Regions from separate parts of the Homo sapiens genome. Here region 1 is linked to region 2. A link is a loop called in an ENCODE intact Hi-C map of the cell type or tissue named here. Cell type or tissue: PC-3. All regions are shown on one strand.

What was found. Hi-C counts contacts between places; a loop is a spot of excess contacts. Peaks named below come from ENCODE experiments on the same cell type or tissue, not always from the same donor. Only the 100,000 strongest peaks of a DNase experiment are listed, where the experiment ranks them.
Region 1: it touches region 2 in a loop (4-fold over the local background); 5 of 110 quality-filtered maps call a loop at or near these places.

What each region holds. Positions count from the first base shown.
Region 1 is chr7:28,747,280-28,752,279 of GRCh38, forward strand. The region is part of intron 7 of CREB5 (cAMP responsive element binding protein 5); the gene reads left to right. Among named protein-coding and RNA genes, the nearest start is that of TRIL, 210 kb to the right of the region's middle. In PC-3, CTCF peaks have their summits at 2,183 and 2,383; a DNase peak (open chromatin) is centred at 2,122; H3K27ac peaks cover 858 bases.
Region 2 is chr7:28,851,392-28,856,391 of GRCh38, forward strand. No RefSeq gene overlaps it. Among named protein-coding and RNA genes, the nearest start is that of TRIL, 100 kb to the right of the region's middle. RefSeq lists a silencer at 2,723-2,922. In PC-3, a CTCF peak has its summit at 2,979 (motif pointing left); DNase peaks (open chromatin) are centred at 2,980 and 4,650; H3K4me3 peaks cover 2,067 bases; H3K27ac peaks cover 1,099 bases.

The DNA.
Region 1 (5,000 bases), 100 kb before region 2:
TTCTTTGTAAGTCTGTATTTAAATCTTCTCAGCATCATCACTTCTGTAATAGTTGATAAATGTGTCAATCCCTCCTCATTAAGGGTGAAGCCAAAATGAGTCCCATAATGAGAAAGAAGCATTTAGAATAGCAAAGTGGCTGAGCAACAAGACAGTTATCTGTAGCACAGCAGAATTCGATCCAAAGGGAGTTACAGCAAATTCCCTTTAAGTGAGGAAGGAAGCTGTGTCACAGGGGTTTGCTGGCAGCTGTCTGGAACCTGCAGTGGTGAAGGGACTCACCTTTCTGCTCCGAAGCTGAGCAGAGAGTAGACACACTCATTCTTGAGCCCTAATTTGAAGCCAGACAGCAGGCAAAGAAGACCAGTCCCAGCGTGTTTTTTTTCCAGTCTCTCCCTCTGAGAAAGCTTCAGACACCAGGCTGGGTTGGCCAGCCTGACACAGTGCCTGTCCTGTAAGTGATGGCAAAGCGTATCCTGACCCTACTTTACCTAACACGAAGATCAAAGCCTCCCAGCATGTAATGGATGCTGAAAAACAGCCTTTGTTTACCAGTCTTGCCCTTTAACTTGTTAAGGGCGCCCCTCCCCTGAAGAAACACACTTTCTCAGCTGGATGCAGGAGAGGGAACAGAATTGTGGAAGATGTCCTTAACAGGCCCTTCTAGAATCACTGCTCACGGTGGTGTCTCCATTCCCATAGGAGGAAAGCCAGAACCACAGGCCAGGGTCAATGAACGTATTCCAGCTGGGCCTGTGGCCATGTGGCTGGCTGCAGATTTTGCTTTGTTACCTGATGGCTTTGGATAAGCAGGATAAAAAATAATGACTTAATAGACCATGAGTTTTAATAACATGTCTGCAGGTCACTGGGAACAGGGACAGCATAGAGCTCATGTGTAGTGTTTTGCTTTGTTTTCTTGACAAGCAAAATGAGTTGTCTTCATGGGTACTGTATGCAAATCTAAATCTCTACAAGCCAAATTTTGTGGTAAATTCTGTGATCTGTGGGTATGTCAGGATTTTATGAATGAGACAAGCACATATATGTGTAGGACTTCTTTGAAATCCCAGTTATCACTCTAGCTGTCACTATGAGGAAGAACAATGTGTGGGCAAGGAAAAGCTCTTTGCTCAAAGCCAGAGCCAGCAATCTTGAGGACAGAGACAGCATTCTAAGTGTGATCCTGCTAAAACTAGAGAGAATGTGTCCAAGCCAAGGACGACGAATTACTAGAGCTCAGTGGTATGAAAAAAGAAGAATCTCAGAGTTCTGGAGAAAATTCTTTAAATACCCAGGGCAGGCTTTGTGGAGGTACCTTCATCCTTGAGAAGAGAGACTTCAGTATCTGTGGAACAAGTGAAGCTAGAACTTGGCATCGGAGCATAGTGCTGAGCAAAGAAGCCTCTACTCAGATAGATTTGAGTTACCACGGCATGCCAGTGAGGAAAAGCAGCCTGCACAGGCCCCAGCGTGCAATGAGGATTTTAAGATGGTTTGTAGGTCTTGGCCCTCCAGACAGTGAGTTTGCAAGCCTCTGTGAGATTCTGCCTGGAAAGGAATAAATGCAAGAGGGGAGGAAAATCTGAATGAAGTTTTTATTCTGGAGGGCTCTCCCAGTGTCGTAGCTGCTTTTGTGCAGGGACAGGGACAAAGAAAGCAACCAAAGAGTGGGTGGCTGGGATTTATGTATTTGATTGTCTCACTTAACAATCAATGAGGCTTTAATATTCTTGAAAGTTCAGGCTCCTACTAAAACTGCCTTGAGCCAACTGCAACTTGGATTTGTAAGCAGAATCCAAGCCTGACCTCCTAAGGTGTATGCTCCAACCCCTTATTCTCTGAGTGTTTCAGCATCTGTGAAAGCAGAGGCCTCAACCCAGAGTGGTAATTTCAGCAACTTTTCCAAACAACATTCTGGGCGAGACAAGTCAGCTCCTTCCCATTTACTTATGAGTTAATTAGTATTTAAATACAAGTCTCCAGGCCAGTGATTTATTTTAATAATATCTTAGCCCCTTGGCAGGCCCATGACTTCATGACTGCAGCAGTGGGGAAAGGGCACACCGCCCTGATGGATGTCTCAGTGCTGCATGTGGCTGATTTACAAGGCAGTCCTCTGATCTGAGTCACTCTTACTTCCTCTGCTGCAAACCCATTGAGTGGCACCCAGCGGTTGGAGCGTCTACTTGCTTAAAGTGACAGTTAAAAGAAGAGAGTGGGTTGAATACAAATAACGTGGATGAAATTATTATTGAACAAGAAATCACTGGATACTTCAAATTGTGAAGCAGTTGTATATTGGCCAAATAGGATCAGTTTCCATATGTTCATTGTCTGTTGCATTTATTAAAACAAAAGGCTATAGATGCTGGTTTTAAATCAGTCATCTGCATTTTATAGGTCTCATTACAACAATGTCCATAATGATGGAGTCAGCTGATTTTTTTCAAGACAATCTTTAAGGTTATTTTGTGTTTATTAGGTTGCTAGGGGTACCTAATACATCAGTACGAATAGAAGAAGTGTTTAATGCAGTTGCCAGATTTTTATGCAAGATAAATAGTTTTACATGTCTCAGAAGTAGAATCCAATTGGCCAAGAAGTTGGCCAAGAGCTGAAATTTGACATCATTCTTGGCAACTGATAGTTTTTTTTTTTAACGTGCATTATATAAAAAGCTCACTATATCTTTTCTAGATATAATATTAGACTGCAAATATAACTTTTAACAATAAATCAATATATGTAAATGATAAAGTATGTTTCCTAACTGTTGGTCACAGCAATAGACAACATTTCAAATGGAAATATGCATTTTTTCTTTTTTCCTTTAGTATTTTTGAAATGAGAATATATGTGGCATATCTTTATGTTGTAGAGCTCAGTGATACAACAAATACCTATGAGCCCAGCCCCCAGCCCCCAGCCCCAGAACCAGAGCATCACCAGTCATTTCTAACTGTCAGTGTGTTCCTTCCACGTTCCATCCTGCCTCGCCCTTGGGGTCGTCACTGTCCTGAAGTTGGGGCTCATCATCCTTTGGCATTTAAAAGGAGTTTTATCACAAATGTATGCATATCTTAACAATAAACTGGTTAATCTTGCTTGTTTTTGAGCTTTATATGAAATGGCATATAGAATGGAGTTGTCTGGGCTTGCTTTTTCACTTAACATTATAAATTTCTGACAAGAAAATTTGTGGATCTCATTTTAAGGAAGAGAATGGCCCCATATACAAATCATTTTTAACCTCTACTATAGATATGTGATACACAAGAAATGTAAGAAATACATGTAGAAGCTTAATACGAAATATATCACTTTTTTTATTAGAGTCAGAGATGCTTGCTGTTTCCATACTTATTGTATTTTAATTGGTAAAAGATGATTAAAACATATGAATTAAGCCTCATTTTGATGTTTCTGCAATGTGGTAATTAAACCCAGAGAAGATATATTTTCTATGAAACTATTACACCTAATTAGCATGTAATAATTGTCAAATTAAATATATATTAAATACTCATTTTAAATGTGTAATTGAAGTGTCATGACATGAAATCTAATATTTTTGGAATGAATTTATCAGGTAATGTAATTTCAGGTTGCCATCAGCCTTCAGAACTGTACTAAACATAGGCCTAATTACCCCTATGGAACCTTTCAATTGTCTGTCTGGTTGAGCACAGATTCTGAAAAATTTTAAGGTTAGAAATGAAATGTTTGATAATCTCATCAAGAATTAAATGCCATATCGCTGGGTGAAAGGTTTCCGTTTAGATTCTCTAGGCTTCTTCCAAACAAATATCAAGGCAGTTTTTCCCTTTCCCCATTAACCAACAAACGAAGCCACTTGGTTGCTCACAAGCCTGGGAAGCGTCAGGAAGCAAAAGATGACTGCGCGTGAGCCAGGGGTGGGGGGTGGGGGGACACTGTGGAGAGGAAAGGCATTCCTTCTTCTCTACACATCTTTATTAACTCAGATGCCATCCCCAGCATTCAAAGAAGGCCACAGCTCTGCTGGAAGGGATTGCCACTGTTATCACTTTGTCAGAAAAGAGAAACTGACACATTTGGAATTGGCATGTTGGCCATGTGAAGATCCAGTGGATTTTGTCTATAATGTGTTCTCAGATTTCAGCAAAGACAGGTTAAATTCGCCATTTCAGACCCTAGTGGTTTTCCACTCAGTCGTTGAGTTGCTTGTGGTTTGCAAATATCTACGAGGATCCAGTGCCTTCCAGAGAGGGCTTGCCTCCCTAGTTATGTGGAATAGACACATGTTGTTTTTTCTTTTACTTACTAATGTTGTCATTGTTTTATTTTTTATCTTGAAACAATTTTAAACTAATGGAAAAGTCGCAAAAATGGTACAGAGTTCCGATACACACCAAGCTTCCTCTAATGTTAACATCTTATACAATCATAATACAATTACCAAAACCAGGAAATTAACATTGGTGCAATGTTATTAACTAAACTTCAGACTTTATTCATATTTCCCTATTTTTTTCACCAATGTCTTTTTTTCTGTTCCAGCACCCAGTGCCACATTGCATTTGTTTTTATGTCTCCTTAGACTTCCAATCCATGACGATTTCTCAGTCTTCCTTTGTCTTTTATGATCTTGATATTTCTTACGAGTACCGGTCAGTTCTTTTGTGGAATATCCCCCAGTTTGTGTTTGGGTGATGTTTTCTCATGATTAAATTGAAGTTATGCATATTTTGGAATACTTCAGAGGTGATGTTGTACCCTTTTTGGTCTGTCATGTCAAAGGGTATATGATGATAAATCTTATCCCTGGTGATATTAACCCTGATCACCTGTTTAAGGTGGGATGTTCCAGTGTTCTCCCCTCTCAAGTTCCTATCTTTCTCTTTGTAATTTTTTCTTTTTTTGGAACGGAGTTTCACTCTTGTTGCCCAGGCTGGAGAGCAGTGGCAAGACCTCAGCTCACTGCAACCTCTGCCTCTCGGGTTCAAGTGATTCTCCTG
Region 2 (5,000 bases):
CACACACACACACGCACACACACTTCATGTGCATGAAGATATTCACAGCACTTAGCTCCCTCTAAAAATGGGCTGGAATTCTATAGTTGAAAAATCTAGATTCAGACCTCTGACTCCAGTACATGGGGCTTTTCCATGCAATAGGTGAAGTCAGACGTTTGTCATTTGAGACACAGAACCCTGACTTGTTACTTCATGACACAGCCGGTGGTTTAACTACTCCCATCTTGATTCCAGATTTAAACACATAGTTGAAAAGAAATGTAGCCCTTCCTGAATTGGAGAATCATAAATGGGAAAAGGGGAACCAAAGTTCCCTTTTAAACCTGCATCTTTGCTTTTGTTGTTAACTAATAAAGTCTGTAGTTGATAGCTAAGCACTGAATGAAAATTAATTGTTAAATTCTGAGAATTGAACCTTCTTGTATTTTAATTTTGTTCAAACGTATTTTTTTCTTTTTCTTTTTTTTGTAAAAAAAAGAAAAAGCACAAACTTTCTTCTGCCTGCAACATTTCAGTAGGGTAAAACATCCTTTCTTTGTATTTGAATTCACTTTTTTGATGCAAGAAGAAAGGGAAAGATCTTGATGCAGGAAAATGGCATTGGCTCACAGATGCTATCTGCCATGCTTTTGTGCAGCTTACTTTATAACATACATGGGGCAGGATTTCTAGACTCTACCTTTCCTCACCTAATAATTCACCCTTTCAGTCCCTGTGCACATATTTATCAAGGTTGGGAACTTTTTTTCCGATTATTTAAAAGTCGTCATTGCAGTTACTTCCTCTGAAACAGACCACCTCTTTCATTAGGAATATTTATGGGAAATAATATATTTGTACAGTTGAAAGTATCACCTGTTTTGCTAAGTCAGTTCTTGTCTGAACTCAAATATGCTGTTAGAGGGTTTACTCAACAACACTCACTAATGGAAAGCACTAATCAAAACTTTTCTACAGCAGTAAATTTTTATATTCTTTAACCACTGGATTCCAATTAAATGTATTCAATATAGCAAGCTTTGATTAAACAAATTTTTAAAAAGAGATTATGTATACAGCCCTGTGGAAAACAAGGCAGGTTAGGTATGCAGGCACTTGTATATTCTTAATAGAAGTCTTTACCTGAAGGTAAAACCCAATAAAGTGTACCCTATAATGTGCTAGAGACCCTATGTTGATTTACCTGTGTTACATCGTCAGCAGAAATCAACTTTACCAGGTACACACCATGCTTATATATTTAATGCATATAAAAATGCATATAAAAGATCCTTTTTTCTTTATATAAAGAATTACTGAATTTCATTAGGCCACATTTTTCTCTAAAAAAGTTCTTTGTTAACCATGGGATAACTGATTGCAAATAAAGGAAGTTACGGCACTGTGCCGATGTTTATAAAGGGAGGGAAAATCCTTAATGTGAGCCTACAATTTCGATGAAAAAGAAAAACCATCATAAATACAAGAGCTGGCCTTACTCTAACATACATTAGCAAGATCTTTCAAAGGATCTCCCTGCTTTCACTGACATATAAGTATTTTCCTAAATGACTCAAAAAAAAGACGTTAGGATACTTAATTGAAGTCTATAAGGAGAGGTCTGGGAATAGGAGGATGAAAATCATTTGGTTTTTGTTTTGAAAAAACAAAAAAAAAATCCATTTTTCCTCATCTGAGGATATTTAAACACAACATCTCTATACATTTTCCATAAAAATATCACAGACCTTTCATATGTCAGATTCCCCTCCCCCACTATAAGTTTCAGGATTAGTTGCAGCCTTAGAAAAATATTTAATTCTCTTTGCTCTGTGACTTGGCTTAATGAATCTAGGTTGAGTTTCTTTAGGAAATATAAGAAGCCTCTTGACAACTGAGAAGCCTCCCAGACACTCATTTCTGTCAGAGTTTTCCAAAACCACACGAATAAGCTGTGGCCAGGGAGGTGCCTACATCCGACAAGAAAAGAAGAACACGGGCTTCCTTCCCTGACCTCTGCTATGTTTGAGTGAGAAATGTGTTTATTGCTCAGTCTCACTGAGTGTTTAACTGTTCCAGTTGTGCAAATTATGAGCACTTTCAGTGAAAATTATGAGCGCAGAAGCCTTTCTTTATTATTTCCAACTGTCTGATCTGTTTTGTCCTTGTTCACCACCACCTTTGAGAATTGCAAAAAAAAAAAAAAAAACTATGCCAGTTATTTTTGTAATACTACCATTGCATTAAAACCTTTAACCATAAAGTCCTCTAGTGATTTTTCTTTCCCTCAAAATTTGTATTGCTTTTAAAAAGCATTGCATTAAGATTCTGAACGTTTAACGGAGAGAAGGGTGACATTAGTACACATCCTTTTTAAACTCCTGATTGAAACAAAACAAAAACTACGCAAAAGACCTGCTTCTTTGCCTTGGGCCCTGACTTTTTAGGGGGCAGGGTCTTCTGCGAGGGGCGGTTAAGTGGCAGGGAAGCGCAGATCCCGCTGCACGCCGCAGCAGCCCGGGTGTGGAGCGCGCAGAGGGGGCACCTCGGCTGAGTTTCGGGCACGCTGCGCACCCACGGGAGGATTTCAGGGAGGCGGTGGCCAAGTCGGGGAGCGCATGCCGGGGCCGTACTCCCTCCTGGGACAGCGAGCCTTCCGAAAGTCCGAGCCCCAAGAAAAGTTGACCCTGGGTCTGAGAGTAAGAGGGAGGAGCCGAGAGCATGGACTAGAGAGGCACGGAGCCTCCCGGGCCCTGAGGCTGCCGCCTCCCTCCGCAGCAGCCACCTCCTCCCGCCCTTTACAAAGACAAGCTCCTTGCTCCCAGGAGTCGGCCTGCCCATCCCTGAAATGTGCACGTGAAGGAGGTAGCCTTGGTAGCCAGGGAAGGTGCGGTGCCCGTGCCGGGGCCGCGGGGCGTGCGGGAGTCCTGGGCGTCGCCGCACCTGCCGGTCTCCTCTGGGAGTCCTGGGCCGAATCCTCAGTTCGGGCGCCCTCTGGCGCCGCCGTGGGGAAATCATCCGGCGCCAGGCGCCATGCCGCACAACACTGTGGAGCAGCCCTGCCGGCGGGGTGGGTGCCTCCTATCTAAGGCACTGGACCAGGGGCTCTGCCAGCAAACATGGTTCTTCCATCAGCGTGTCGGGGTTGCAGAACCTCAGGGCATGGTTTCCCTCGGCAAGGTGTTAGACGCCAATTATCTTCCCCCGACAGACTTCTGTGAGACTTCAAAGGGAAGAGAAAGGAGGATCCCAAGACTTCCAACTCCCTCTTCCTCCCTCCCTACACACGCGCGCACGCGTAAACACACCCACATGCACACAAACACACACACCCTATTCTTTACCTATCCACAGGATCTCTAACATTATTCTTAACCCCATGTGATGGCTTTTTTGATATGTCAACTTGACTAAGCTAAAGTTCCCATTGATTCACCAGACACTAATCTAGCTGTTACTGTGAAAGGGTTTGATGATGTCATTCAAGTCATTAATCAGTTCACTTTTAAGTAAGGGAGGTTATACTGGATAACTTGGGTGGGCCTGGCCTAATCAGTCGGAAGCCCTCAAAGCACAGCCAAGACTCCCCAGAGAGAGACAGAGACCGAGACAGAGAGGAGGTCACATCCATGAACAACAGCGCAGCCATGCCCAGAGCTCCATTCTGCTTTTTAGCTTCCCCTCCTGACTCCCTGTCCTGTGGACTTTGGATGTGCTTAGGCAGCTCCCACAACACCATAAGCCAATTTTTTTTTTTTTTTTTTTTTTTTTTTTTTTTTGAGATGGAGTCTTGCTCTGTCACCCAGGCTGGAGTGCAATGGCACGATCTTGGCTCACTGCAAGCTCCGCCTCCCAGGTTCACGCCATTCTCCTGCCTCAGCCTCCCGAGTAGCTGGGACTACAGGCGCCTGCCACCACGCCCGGCTATTTTTTTTGTATTTTTAGTAGAGACGGGGTTTCACCGTGTTAGCCAGGATGGTCTCGATCTCCTGACCTCATGATCCACCCCCCTCGGCCTCCCAAAGTGCTGGCATTACAGGCGTGAGCCACCGCGCCCGGCCAGCATAAGCCAATTCCTAGTAAGACATCTCTGAATGGATATATTGGTTCTGTGTCTGAGGTTGAACACTAGCTGGTACAACCCACACAATCCAAATCAGAAAAAGTATGAAGGAAATTCAGAGTGCCAGAAGATGCCACCTCATCCCTCCTATCTGTCAGTCAGTATTCTCTGAATGTCTAGCAGTGGCAGGCACAAGACACTGTACTCTGGAGATACCTCCAAGGACAGAGCACACTGGGTTTCTTCTTCGATTTGGGCTTCAGTGCCTGCTGCTAAGTTAGATGGGTGAATAAGAGAGGCAGTGGCTATAAAGGTTAGTGAAGCTCTCTCTCTCTCTCTCTCTCCCTCTGACACACACACACACCCCTCCATGTGACAACTTTGGAGTTTTTAAACCTAGACCAGAAACCAGCTTTAATTAATGGTTTGTTGTGGGTACTTGTGGCATGCTTGGAGCTACACAAAAATACAGTAGGAGGAGGACGCCTGTGAGGAGAAGCAGACAGCAGTCTTTGCCTTGCGGGCCCTCTATCTATCACCACTAAAGGTAAAATGCTGTTTATCCATTGCCAAACCTCCTGAGTCATCCACCCCCACAGTGCATTTTCTTTGCACTTACTGTTTCTATGCATGGCAAAGGGGTGACACACTGATAATGGATCAGAGCAGTAAAATGTTGGCAAAGACTCAACAGGCTGGGAAGAGGAAGCCTCCTCTCTAGATTGATCCAGGGCTACTGGTCCTAGACCAAATTGGAATGTCCAATAAAGACCGCATTCCTTCTCTAACATCTACCCCTTCCCTGAGCATCAAGGCCTGTTCCAGGATGGCAGTAACCCTGTGTAATTCAATCCAACAAATGTTTAATGAACACCTACCATGCTACAAGTCCACCCTCTACAATCTGGTGTCCTGAAATGGCTTTTGTAATTATCATTGGCCTGCAAATGGCTTG